Regions from separate parts of the Homo sapiens genome. Here region 2 is linked to region 1. The links are chromatin contacts, found by Hi-C in ENCODE. All regions are on one chromosome and are shown on one strand. Each heading gives the region's core, a stretch centred on a gene start or an enhancer-like site at or near the end of the contact. The rest is flanking DNA. Distances are from core to core; before and after follow the strand shown. Region 1 overlaps LOC101930053 (a long non-coding RNA gene). Region 2 overlaps LOC105375957 (a long non-coding RNA gene).

Evidence for each region. A loop is a pair of places that touch in the nucleus more often than their neighbours do. Pooled maps may share reads with other maps.
Region 2: a map of mammary epithelial cell shows a loop between it and region 1 (2.9-fold over the local background). The contact joins two enhancer-like sites. A Hi-C loop is called at or near these places in 3 of 168 maps with a recorded cell type or tissue (mammary epithelial cell, posterior cingulate gyrus and right cardiac atrium), 1 of 37 single-sample maps with no recorded cell type and 4 of 50 pooled maps.

Annotation. Positions count from the first base shown.
Region 1 is chr9:2,466,712-2,473,042 of GRCh38, reverse strand. The region is part of intron 2 of LOC101930053 (a long non-coding RNA gene); the gene reads left to right. Among named protein-coding and RNA genes, the nearest start is that of VLDLR, 150 kb to the left of the region's middle. Within about 2 kb of position 3,267, at least 4 of the 41 ENCODE cell types and tissues checked have a DNase peak (open chromatin) inside an H3K27ac peak, as active enhancers do.
Region 2 is chr9:2,660,981-2,667,412 of GRCh38, reverse strand. It overlaps LOC105375957 (a long non-coding RNA gene), which reads left to right. Exons shown (of 3, transcript XR_929436.3): 2 at 2,338-2,444. Among named protein-coding and RNA genes, the nearest start is that of VLDLR-AS1, 42 kb to the right of the region's middle. Within about 2 kb of position 3,437, at least 5 of the 41 ENCODE cell types and tissues checked have a DNase peak (open chromatin) inside an H3K27ac peak, as active enhancers do.

The DNA of each region.
Region 1 (6,331 bases), core at 2,018-4,517:
TTAATTCTAGTCACCCATAGTGGAAACCTGATGAATAATTTACTGTCCATTGACTGTTTTCTCTTTTGTCTCACTTCCCCCACTTCCTTACCAGTGATTCCTGGGATCTCCCCTCCTCCATTTATACTTCAATCCTTGTCTCAGGGTCTGTTGAAAATAAAATGTCCCCTAAGCATCTAAATCCCTGTGCTATTTTTAGGGAATGTCACTGCCTATGAAGAGCCCATCTCCCATGATAGGAACTGAAAATGTCAGATACACTTGCATCTCCAGCTGTCCTTGCAGCCAGGATTAGGCACATGACCCGTACTTTGCCAATCAGGCATACCCACCTCAGTCTCTAAACTGGAAGCTAATGTCGTGAAGAGGTAGGAAAGCCCAGAATTGATTCTGTTGACAGATGGTGGAAGATACAACAATCTGAATGGTAGCTTCCAGAATCCAGTGTTGGTGACATGTGGTGCAACCGAAGACGTGGAGCATGGCAGTAATGGTGGCTTTGCCGGAACAGTTCTACTTTGAGATTTTTGAGCACTGCTCCTTCCTTTGTGGTCTCCCAGCCTGCTTCTTTGATCCTCTTAGAGATTCTTTGAGCTCTCCAATATCTTTATATTTCTTTCCTGCCAAAATGCTAAAGTTTGTTTCTATAGTTTGTAACTAAGAATGCTGTTTGTTTGTGCCCATCAGGATCCAGCCAGGAAAATAGCCTCCTAGGTCTTTCATACAGATTGGATTTAATACAGATACTTGGTTAAAAGGATGGTGGAGAAGCTGGAAAGCCCTACAAGAAGCAGGGAGTAGCCTAGCGATTAGTACCAGCTAGAAGCTGCTATCACCCTTAGGGTTGAGGGACACTGAAGGAAGAGCTTGTTGTTTAACAGGAGATAGACCCACAGTAGGAGCTGAAATAGGCCTGTAAGTAAAAGGCAGTTGACATGTACATGTAATAGAAGCTCAAATACTTTTTGGCTAAATGAAGAAAGAGAATAATCAGGGAGAAGTCTGGGACCAGAACTGTATGTTATACCAATTCTAAAAGGTTAGGGGAATAGGAAAATTCCGTCTAAAAAGAAGCAATCAGAGAAGGAAAACAGGCAAAGGTAGTGTGTCCTGGAAACCGTGGCTCTGAAATAATCAAATCTGCCAGACTCTTAACTGAATTTCTACCAAATAGACCTCTGAATTCTTCACTGAGTCCAAATAGAAGACTCGGAGTGCTTATCCATAAGCTGTGGGCATCATAGCTTCTAATCCAGGCTATTCCCTGGGTAACTTGTGTTATTAAGTGAGGATAACAGTGCTTGCCAATTTTACTTGGGCAAGATGAGAAGCAATGAATAAGGAAGATTTTAGAATATTTGGCAAAAGAGAAATATGTCACAGCAGGAATCTTAACTGATAAACTAGAGATAAGCACATTTATTCTCACAGTTTTAATTTATGGACTATCCTATATGGCTTACATGAATAAAAGGAATGTATTACCTCTGTTAGTGACAGCGCTGCCTTACTGCATAAGAGAAAGCAAAGGTCTGTGTTTGACATTTATGAGAAGAAACATGGTCAAAAGGAAAGAGCATAGTTCTTTTTCTTTCTTTCTTCACTTATTTATACCTCCTTTAGTAATAATTATTAATTTTTAGTATGTATATATATGTATGCTAAAATCGTATACATTCATGACGTATAACATGATGTTTTGAAATATGTGTAAACTGTGGAATGGGTAAATTAAGCTAATTAACATATGCATTGTCTCACCTACCTTTTTGTATGTGGTAATAACATTTAGCATCTACTCTCAGCCATTTTCAAGTATACAATAAATTGTTAATAGCAATAGTCACCATGTTATTCAATAGATTTCTTGAGCGTATTCCTCCTGTCTAACTAAAATTTTATAACCTTTGATCAATATCTCCTCACTCACCCTTCCCTCAGCCCCCAGTGCCTACCATTCTACTCTTTGCTCTTAGGGGTTTCAATTTTTTAGATTCCACACATAGGTGAGATGGTGCCTTGTCTTTCTGTGCCTGGTTTATTTCACTTAATATAATGTCCTCGAGTTTTGTGCATGTTGTTACAAATGACAAAATTTCCTTTTATCTTAAGGCTGAATAGTATTATGTTGTGTATATAGAACATGTTTTCTTTATCAGTTCATCCACTGATGGACACTTAGGTTGGTTCCATTTCTTGGCTACTATGAATAAAGCTGCAATGAACACTGGGATGCAGATATGGGGAAAAGGTATAGATTTAATATTCAAACAGACCTCATTTTTAATCTCAGCTCTGCTTCACATTAGCCTTGTGATTTTAAACATGTTTTACAGTGAGTTTCAGTTTCTTTATGTTTAAAATGGGTATCATAATAATAATTCCTGGCTTAGAATTATGAGAATTTTTATGATTATGTGGACAAAGTTTCTCCCACGATGCCCACACAGGATGGGAATTTCATAAGTATTTGTTCCCTTCCTCAATCTCTCCCCTTCCCCTGCCCCTGCTTTTTTTAAAAAAACAGAAACAAAAACAAAAAAACATTGCTCTAACCTAGGGGAAAAAGTGAGAAAGTAAACTGAAATACTTTTTTAGGACAGAAAAGCTGGCATGGCATGAATTGGTTTTATAGAGAAACACTTAAAGGATTTAACCCCCCCAAAACTCCATGCTCCTGCTCATTACTGAAAGCACCAAAATCCCTGGGAATTATAAATCCAAAGCCATTTGGCTCAGAATTTTACATGTTAAAAAAAAATTCATTTGCATTTATTTTGCTTCTTACAAAATCGTCACTTCCCATAGCTGTCATAAAATATCTACTTGCTTATATTTTGTGTGAGATTTCATGCTTAGGTGGTGTCTTGGTGTTTCTGTGACCCAAGCAAGGAGTTCCTGTGACTGTGTCACACTGCTTCTTCTTGACACAGCTGGAAATATGATCGCCTCAAGGCCTATCACAAAGGACTGGCCCTTTGCTACGGGTCAGCAATAGCAAGGAGTGTTGCCAAGACACAACACAAAATAAGACCTTTAGGTCTCCCTCTGGGTTTCTGGAACAGCTGTCTCTAGCTCAGCTGTTGAAGTTTCAGCTCCTTCATTGAAATCCAAACACATCTGTACCCCAGACAGGAAAATGCCTAATGAGTTGTTTTCCTCCATGCTGGCTCGTCTTGTGGTTTTTGTGCAGCCTTTAAAGACAGTGTGAGTGCTGAGGACCTCAACAGGTCCTGCCCAAGGATGGAGGCGCCACCCGGTGATGGGTCACTAATGTAGAAAAGTGTCATGACACCCGGATGTTCACAACCCTCAGGCTGTTCACAGCTTGCCATGGCTTTGAAACATCATGTGCAGCTCAGACAAATTCAGGCCTCACTTAAGTGTTATCCTTATGCGGGCAACCTGCATGCCTTCTCTTTCATCTTTTTAATGATTATTTGGCAGAATCCTTTTTTATTCATTTAATTTCAGAGCACAACAGGGATATTTATCCCTTTATTTATATGTCAGTTACCTGTAATTAAATGTCAGTTTTTAGTACTGTGACTTGCTGTTTTAGGAAATACTATTTCAAACCAAAATGTACTCTTTCTTTTTTTTTTTTTTTTTTAATGGGTGATTGTAGTGTCAAGCCAAACTTAACTCATGTTCTAGGTAGAAGAGGTAAAAACAAAAAGTTTTCCCTCCTTCACTATTAGATTATCTCTGCAGGTTCCTTTTCCAGACAGGAAAAACCCTTTCAGGGTAATGGAGACCCATGTTATGGGTTCGTGGAATAGAAGGTTCTTCCCTTCCTGGGAATGCTTCCTAGCAGTGCAGACTCCACGGTGGGCACTTCCACCATGACCTACAATCTTGAGGCTTCTCTTAGAACTTCGTGCTTCAGAATCACTGCAGCAGCGCCGGTTCTCCTGTACTCCTTCCTTCCTTGCCTCCTTCTTTCTTTATTTATGCTAACCAAATGCCATAGTTAACCAAGTCCTGTTCCTTGAGGATTAATTCAGATGTGTTTAGCCATTTATTTTAATATCTAATTCCATATTCTAAATAGAATACTACCTCTACGCACTTCTATTATGGTAAATAACGATTTCTCCCTTAAGTCCCGTTTTCCTCCCTTTATCCTTCCAGTTTATTACATCACAATTTTCAGGATTTGCATTATTCCAACAATGGAAATATTTTCTGCTGAGCCAAGGAGCATACTATCATTACAATTCCTTTCTTGTTCAATTATCCTTTTTCCTAGAGCTGATAGTTTACTCATTTAAAAAAATGACTTAGTTTTCTCTGTACGTGTTACTGTCTTTGCTTCCCCTAACATCCAGCAATATTCAAGACACTGTTTTCATCACAGTATCAGTGTCGCATTTAATTTTTTTATGATAACTCTATAAGGTAGGTAACTATAATCTGTATTTCACAGATGGGAAGCATGAAGCACAGAGAAATTAATTGGCTCACATAAGATGGTAAGTGGCAGAGCCAGGACTCGAACCCAGGCAGTCTGACTCCTGCACTCATGTTCCCAAGCACAAGACATACAGTATCTCAATGTATAACTACCTATATTAGCAGCTGTACCACCTAATCCAATTAGTTGAATTTTTTTTTTAATGGAGCTCTTCCTCCATATGTCTCTGGACTCTTGTATCTGTGTTGCTTGTTTTCTAAACCTGTGTACGGTTATCATATTAAGACTTATTTTCATTATTGTCCAGGGAATTTCTTTCATCTTCCTCCTGTGTTGATTCCTTATTTTCTGGATATTGTTTTGTCTTTCTTGCATTAGGTGAAGCTCATCCTTTAGAAGACTTCTTGAGAAAATGTGCATGGGTCAAGATTTCTTAAATCTTAAATGTCAGAAAACATTTGTATTTTTCCTTGCTAGTACTGAGTATTGACTGCCGTTTTATTCTTGATCATGTGTATGTGACCTACTGTTTCCTTTCTTGAAAATTTTACTGTCTTCCTGGTGTACTGAAGTTTTATGACAGAGCTGGGTCTTTTTGCATTTATTGTGCTAGTTGCTGAATAGGACTTTTCAATCTGGGGACTCACGTTCTTCAGGTCCAAAAAATTTTCCCATAATCTTTCTCTTGACATATTTTTTTCTAGATCCTATTGGTAGGATGTTGGGCCTGCTGCACTGGACTTTTAGTTTCTTCTGATTTGCCTTCTACTTTTTCTTAATGTTTTGAGATATTTCCTTACCTTTATTTTCCAAATCTTACACACACATGCACACATAATTTTAGTTATCATATTTAAATTTCTAAGAACGTTTTATTTTTTAAACAATAAGCTTCATTTATTTCTCTTTTTTTCTTACTAGCATCCTAACTTTAAGGATAAATAGCTTATCTTATACCTCTGAGATCATTAAACATAGTTTGATTAAAGTTTTCTTCTTTAGTATATTGTCTCTGTTTCTTTTGAGTTTCCTTTCTTCCTTTCTTCTGATTTGATGTCTCTGTCTTTTCTGCTGGAGGCTTTCTTGAAATGTCAGATAATTCTTGGCTATCTGTTCATATTTTAAAAGTTAGATATTAAAAAATGCCAATAGGAAGTCCTATGCAGTAGGACTTGGCTTGTTGCCTATAGGGCACACTGTGGAATAATTGGTGGAATTGGCTTCTTAATTTTGCAATCCCTATAGATCAGTACCTATAGGTCTTCATTACTAGAAACAAGCTATAGAAAGTAAAAACAAAAAAATTAAACTGCCATGGACAACCTAGTGTTTTTGTGTAAGTCTGTCTGTGGGGTAAAAGTGGATAGCTTTTGGGTGTGTACACCTCCACATTGCCTTCCATGATAAATAATAACTTTCACGTGGAGTTTACAAACCACCAGAATCACTAAGAGGACCTGTTATTTCTATGTGCCTTCATTTTTTGCTCTGTTTTTCTTCGTTGTTGTTGTTGTTGTTTTCTTATCGGACTGCTCTGCTGTTTGACAAAGAATTTTACCACATGCCAAACACAACGTTTTGGGAAAGGTCCTTATATTCCTATGTGGAATATCTCTGCGCCTGGGCATGGGGTGAGCAGGCATTTGGTGACCTCTCTGCTTATGTTGCCTGGTACCCTGAGGCGCTGGCAGAATTACTGTGAGGCCATTCACCTTGTCTCAGCCTGAAATCTACTCTGACAGGTTTATTGGCTCTTAAACATGTATCGAAGCAGAACGTCTAAACTAATATAAGGTTTCACTCATTTGCACTCTCCAGGGAGAGAAAGAGAGATGAAAACTGTGAGGGGTGAAACTCCACAGAAATGTAACTCCACCCCAACCCCATCCTTGCATATTTACCAAGAAATGGAAT
Region 2 (6,432 bases), core at 2,188-4,687, 190 kb before region 1:
CAGTGGGCAGTCAAATCTTAAAGCTCCAAAATGATCTCCTTTAACTCGGTGTTTCACATCTAGGTCACGCTGATGCAAGAGGCAGGCTCCCACAGCCTTGAGCAGCTCTGCCCCTGTGGCTTTGCAGGGTATAGCTCCATTCCTGACTGCTTTCGTGGGCTGGTGTTGCATGTCTGTGGCTTTTCCAGGCACACAGTGCAAGTTGTTGGAAGATCTACCATTCTAGCGTCTGGAGGATGGTGGCCCTCTTCTCACAGCTCCAGTAGGTGATGCCCCAGTAGGGACTCTGTGTGGGGGCTCTGACCCTACATTTCCCTTCCGCACTTCCCTAGCAGAGGTTCTCCATGAGCTCCCCACCCTTGCAGCAAACTTCTGCCTGGACATCCAGGCATTTGCATACATGCTCAAAATTTAGGCAGAGGTTTCCAAACCCCAGTTATTGACTTCTATGCATGTGCAGGCTCAACACCATGTAGAAGCTGCCAAGGCTTGGGGCTTCCATCCTCTGAAGCAAAAGCCCAAGGTGTACCTTGACTCCTTTTAGTCATAGTTGGAGCAGCTGGGTTGCAGGGGACCAAGTTCCTAGACTGCATACAGCAGAGGGACCCTGGGCCTGGGCCACAAAATCATTTTCTCCCTCTAAGCCTCTGGGCCTGTGATGGCAGCGGCCGGGGGCGGGGTGGGGGCGGCTGCTGCAAAGGTCTCTGACATGCCCTGGAAACATTTACCCCATTGGATTGATGACTAACATTTGGCTCCTTGTTACTTAGGCAGATTTCTGCAGGCAGCTTGAATTTCTCCTCAGAAAATGGAATTTTCCTTTCTGTTGCATTGTCAGGCAGCAAATTTTTGGAACTTTTATGCTTTGTTTCCCCTTTAAATCTGAATGCCTTTAACAGCACCCAAGTCACCTCTTTGAACGCTTTGCTGCTTAGAAATTTTTTCTACCAGATACTCTAAATCATCTCTCTTGCCAGACAGCACACTCTCTGAAAGCTCAGGAGATGGAGATATCTTTGTGGGCTGCTTTGGTGGGGGATAGGAGGAATTGTTTTTGTGTCTATCAGAGTAATGATTCCTCAAGAAACAAGTTCAAAGTTCCACAAATCTCTTGGGCAGGGCAAAATGCCACCAGTGTATTTGCTGAAATATGGCAAGAGTCACCTTTACTCTAGTTCCCAAGAAGTTCCTCATCTCTGTCTGAGACCACCTCAACCTGGATTTCACTGTCCGTATCACTATCAACATTTTGGTCAAAGCCATTCAACAAGTCTCTAGGAAGTTCCAAACTCTCCCACATTTTCCTATCTTCTTCTGAGCCCTCCAAATGGTTCCAAACTCTGCCTGCTACCCAGCTCCAAATTCACTTCCACATTTTCTGGTATTTTTTCAGCAGCACCTCACTCTACTGGTACCAATTTGCTCTATTAGTCTGTTTTCATGCTGCTGATAAATACATACTCAAGACTGGGAAGAAAAAGAGGTTTAATTGACTTACAGCTCCACATGGCTGGGGAGGCCTCACAATTATGCCGGGAGGCAAGAAGGAGCAAGTCACATCTTACACAGATGGTGGCAAGCAAAAAGAGATTGTGCATGGAAACTCCTGTTTTTAAAACTATCAGATCTCGTGAGACTTATTCACAATCGGGAGAACAGCATGGGAAAGACCCACCCTCGTGATTCAATTATCTTCCACCTGGTCCCTCCCACAACACATGGGAATTATGGGAGCTACAAGATGAGATTTGGGTAGAGAAACAGCCAAACCATATCAATGTTATTAGCTCTACATACGATCTGTAGGACTTCCTCATTAGGACAGCTATGGAGGGTCTCAAAAGGGCATTAACCAGCATGACAATTACTATGTTCCCTGATGGAAAGTGCAACGATTTTGCTGTTTCAAAATCTTAAGTCTACCTTCAAAGATGTAAGGGTTTTTTTTTTTTATAACAATATGTATGCAAAAATCAGCTTTGTGCTCCCTGAATATAAATCCACAATAGGACCTGTAACTTGTGTGCTGAGTAGGAAATCACCGGGATAGGCAAACAACCTCTTACGAAAACTTCTTTCAAGAGACAGTGGTTACTTGGAGGCCTAAATACTGGGATGCTTATTTACAAAATAATCTATGGTTTGCAATCATGGGATCAATTTAGTTTTACAATCCAGTATTTGAGCACTTAAAAAGCATTCAACTTTGTGCTACGTACTCAAGGCACAAAGATTGCAAAGACTAAATTCTTATATAAAAGAAGCTTGTGTTTCATTCAGTCAAGAAGTTATATACATATACATAATCTCAACCTGATGTTATACATGTTATTGTAGAATTATATGCTGGATATACAAGAGACTCATGACCCAAACTGGGACAACAGGAATGGCTTCCTGGAAGAAGAGACATCTGAGCCCAGACCTGGAAGAATAAGAGCCGGGTAAGTAAAGGCCAGAAGGGCACTTCAGGCAGAGGGAAGAGGAGGAGCAAAGGCACAGCCTTGTACAGGAAACAGCAGTAAAGGAGAAGGGGAGAGGGGAGTGGTTGCAAAGAGTTGGGCATTACTGAGTTGGGCTGGGGAACTGCAGGGCATAGCGGGGCTGAGCAGCAGGCTCCAGGGTCAGGCCATGGTGATCTTGAGCCTGAATCTAGGGACCTTGGCCTTCATTCTGTAGGCATCAAGAAGTCATCTTAGATAGGGAGTGACATGGTCATATTCACACTTTGGAAAGATGATTCCATAGTTCAAGATATTCCAAGATCCTACAAGCCATTGCTATACTTAGTTCTGTATCCTGACTAGCAAAATGCTGGGTGTATAGTATTTAAAAGCCACCTGATCCCATCTAACACATTTAATAGCTTGTGACATCATCTGGAGTCATTCTGCCCTTGAATATCCAGATAATACAGGGTTGAACTTCCATTCCACATCCTGCAGAAAGTCCAGTGTCCCAGCCAGAGTTCTAAGAGTCCCTGGGTTGCTTATGTTTTCTGACTCTAAGCTCTTCAGTGACTTAATTCGTTCAGTTAACAAATTGTTCTGAAAGTTCCTTCTCTGTTCTGTTGCCATATCAACCCAGGTCTAGGACTGGGCTCCTATCTATGATTTTCATCAAAAGCCACTCCCACAACGTGTTAGTGTGTGCCACAGACATTACTGAAGGATCAGGGAGGTGATAGGGCTTACAGTGCCAAAAATGTAAGCCATCCAAAATTGCATATTGGATATTCTTGTTTGTCACCTTGAGCTCCAAATTTCCACGGCACACCGTGTGCCTCTGCCCTCTTTTCCACCCTGCTGCTTCACAGCTACTTCCTCATCCCTGACTTGACTTTTCTCTCTGCAGAATACAGAGCAATGCAGCCATCTGTAGCCTACTTTCCAAACTTGGCTCAGGACCTCCTTTGGCAGATCCAGATTTTCCTTCCCTTGTAGCTATAGAGAAATTTCCCTTCCCAGGGGCATCCCTAGCCCTCCTACCAAGGCAAAAGAAGCTACAGTTGGTTTTGGTTTTAGATAATCTTTTTCCACCCCCATTTCGCTGGATTTCTGAGAGACTGGAAGTTGCATACAGACCGGCGTGCCACTTTTGGTGAACTAAAAATATTAAGTAGGCCCACTGAAATATTATCTGTCTCATAATAGAGACAGTTCACAGAGTACTGGGAACACATTGCCTGCTGCAGGGGAGGGAGAAGAGAGGGAGAATGGCACGTAGTCTCTGTTCTCAGCATAGTCCTCCCCGGAGGTTAGTGGATCCTGACATATGGGAGGTTGGCCTTGTTTTCTGAATGGAAATAGGCACTGGGGCTAATGTCTGGGAAGAGGCTGCTTTCTGTTTCATAAGCTGTTTGTTACTATTTGGCTTCTGTGACATGCATGGATGCATTTCAGAGACTCACCTTACTTCCTAACATACAAAGAATCCTTTCCTGAAAGTTTTGGCTTTAGGAGGCTTTGTTTTCCCAAACAGCATCCATTCCTGTTTTTTTTTGTTTTGTTTTTGTTTGTTTGTTTTTTTTATCTTAAAGAGTCACAAGTTATTGTTGAATTTACAGGCTTACTATGAGAGCAATTCTTACTCTGTGGGTGACTTAAGACATTGCTGAATGAGGTCTCCTTCCTGGTAATGTTAGGTGGCCACTTTCTGCTTCCTCAATGGGGCCTGTTGCCTCCTGTATCAGACAACTATCAGAGACTCAATGACCTTTGGGTTCCTTTTAACTCAGAAATACCAGGATTCTAAAATGTCTTAGGGAAAGTAGTTTTGATAGTTCTCCAATATTTTTAGAGACCAGACAGGTAACAGGGAAAATATAAAGCAGTTGGATAGATAGGATATGCTGGACCCTGCCTAAAGCCATCATATTTTTTAAAAATGATGCCATTCATACAAACATTCCTCCAGAGACCATTACTCAAGAGCTAGTATGGAACTCCATATTAAAATGATGCTGCCAAAATATGTCCCTTGGAAGGCCTTTACACTGAAGGTAGAAAAGAACTTCCTTTGAATGGTTGAAGCCTTTGAACTTTTCGGGGGCTGGAATTCGTGCTCTGGGCTCTTCTTTTCTTCTGAATCCTGAATTCTTTTGGTTAGAGAGGAGAGGCATGGCTTTTCTCCTGCGTTCCACGCAGCCTTGTTTTCTTCCAGCCTTCCTGGTGTTGAGCCTATCATCCCTGCCCAATCAGGGAGGCAGCCAAACAGATATCCCACAGGCAGAGGGCACAGCTGAGCTAGGAACTGGTGAGATTCTCCTGGATTAAGGGACCATCTACAGGCTGAATTCCCCGTACTCTGGGGAGATAGCCTGTGCACACACCCCCTGTGATGGACCGAATCTGGAGTAGAGCTTTCTTTCATCCCCACTGGCTTAGCTCACATCGTGTCCATCTACCAGGACCACTACCAGAGTCTTCTAATATATCTCCGTTTTCACCCTTGCCTCCCAGCCGCCCATTCCAGACAAAGCAGCCAGTGTGAGCCTTTTAAAACTGGATGTCATTCTATCGCCCCAAGCCCACTAAAAAAGTTCTGTCACTTAAAAAAAAACTGAGTCCCAACCACAGCTCTTGAAATTGACATCACTTGGTCCTCTTCCTTTCTCTCCTCCCACTCTGCCTCTGCCACCTCCTGCTACCAAGGCCACCTTGCTTCTTCTTAGAGGAATCAGGCATGCTCATGCCTCAGGATTCATTATTCATTATTCATGGCTTCAGTCTTTACTATGCCTCAGTGGGCTCATAACACATTTCCACCAGGTTGTCTGCTAAATCCTCTCTTTGGAGAGCTTCCCTGACCACTTTATCTAAAATAGCACATTCTGCTATTCTCTAGTCCCTTACTCTGTTTTGTTTATCTTTATAGATTTTATCACTGCCTAACATATAAATGTCTGTTCAGTGCCTAACTCCCAGCTAGAATGAGCACCATGAAGGATGGGGCTCTGGCCTCTCATGTTCTCTCTGGTTCCCCAGAATCCAGAACAATACCTGGTACATAGCAGGCACTAAACAAATGAATGAAGTAAAGACAGCACATATAGGGGATGTCTATGTGCGGCTATAAGGAGGGATACCTTCTGATGTGGCTGATCCATATATCCTTCCTCAATTTTGTTAAAAGTTTAAGAAATGTGTGTGCTTCCCCGTAACTGATGTTTCTTCTAGGATGTGCCAATTATAAAACTGTTCTGGAACCTTTTAGAAACTGTTACTTTAAGTCCCTTGAGGTCTGAGGAGGAATGCCAGTTGCTATCTAGTTATTTAAAATTATCTTCCAGCATTTAGAAGTCCTGCTTAGCAAACCACAGGGCTACTTGTTTGGGGTCAGGTCAAAAGGCAAATTTCCCTGAAACTTTAAAGGACAAATCTTTAAAGAACAAATCAGCAAATCTCACATGTAAGTGAGTAAATTTAAGACAACATAAACAATGACTAAGGGTATAAAATATACTCTCTGCCCTCAAAACCAGTAGGCAAGAAATGCCTCTGAATTGAACACTATAACATTAAATGTTCATGCCTAAAATCTAGCATTTCACATTTCCTAGATTGCGGGCCAATCATATTTGCTGAGTTTGATAAATCCAAAGAGTGTGCTATATCTTCTGGAGTGGTATGAGGTATAGTCTGTCTTCTTACCCCCACTAATTAAAAATACATTTCTGAATAATTGGTGAACTTAAACCAATCATCCGTGTTCTTTAATCAGCAGAGGGTCACACACGAGGCTTTCTGCAAACCTAATAGGTGCAGCATGATTAATCATTTTAATTTTTTTGAGTAAAAAAAGATCACCAAATGCTAGCATTTCAAGGGGAGATTTAACAAGGAATACTTGCAAATGGAATTTTAATACAAGAGTACAGATCAAAATCAGATCTCCGAATAGACATAAGGATTTTTACTTTAAAAAAGATGA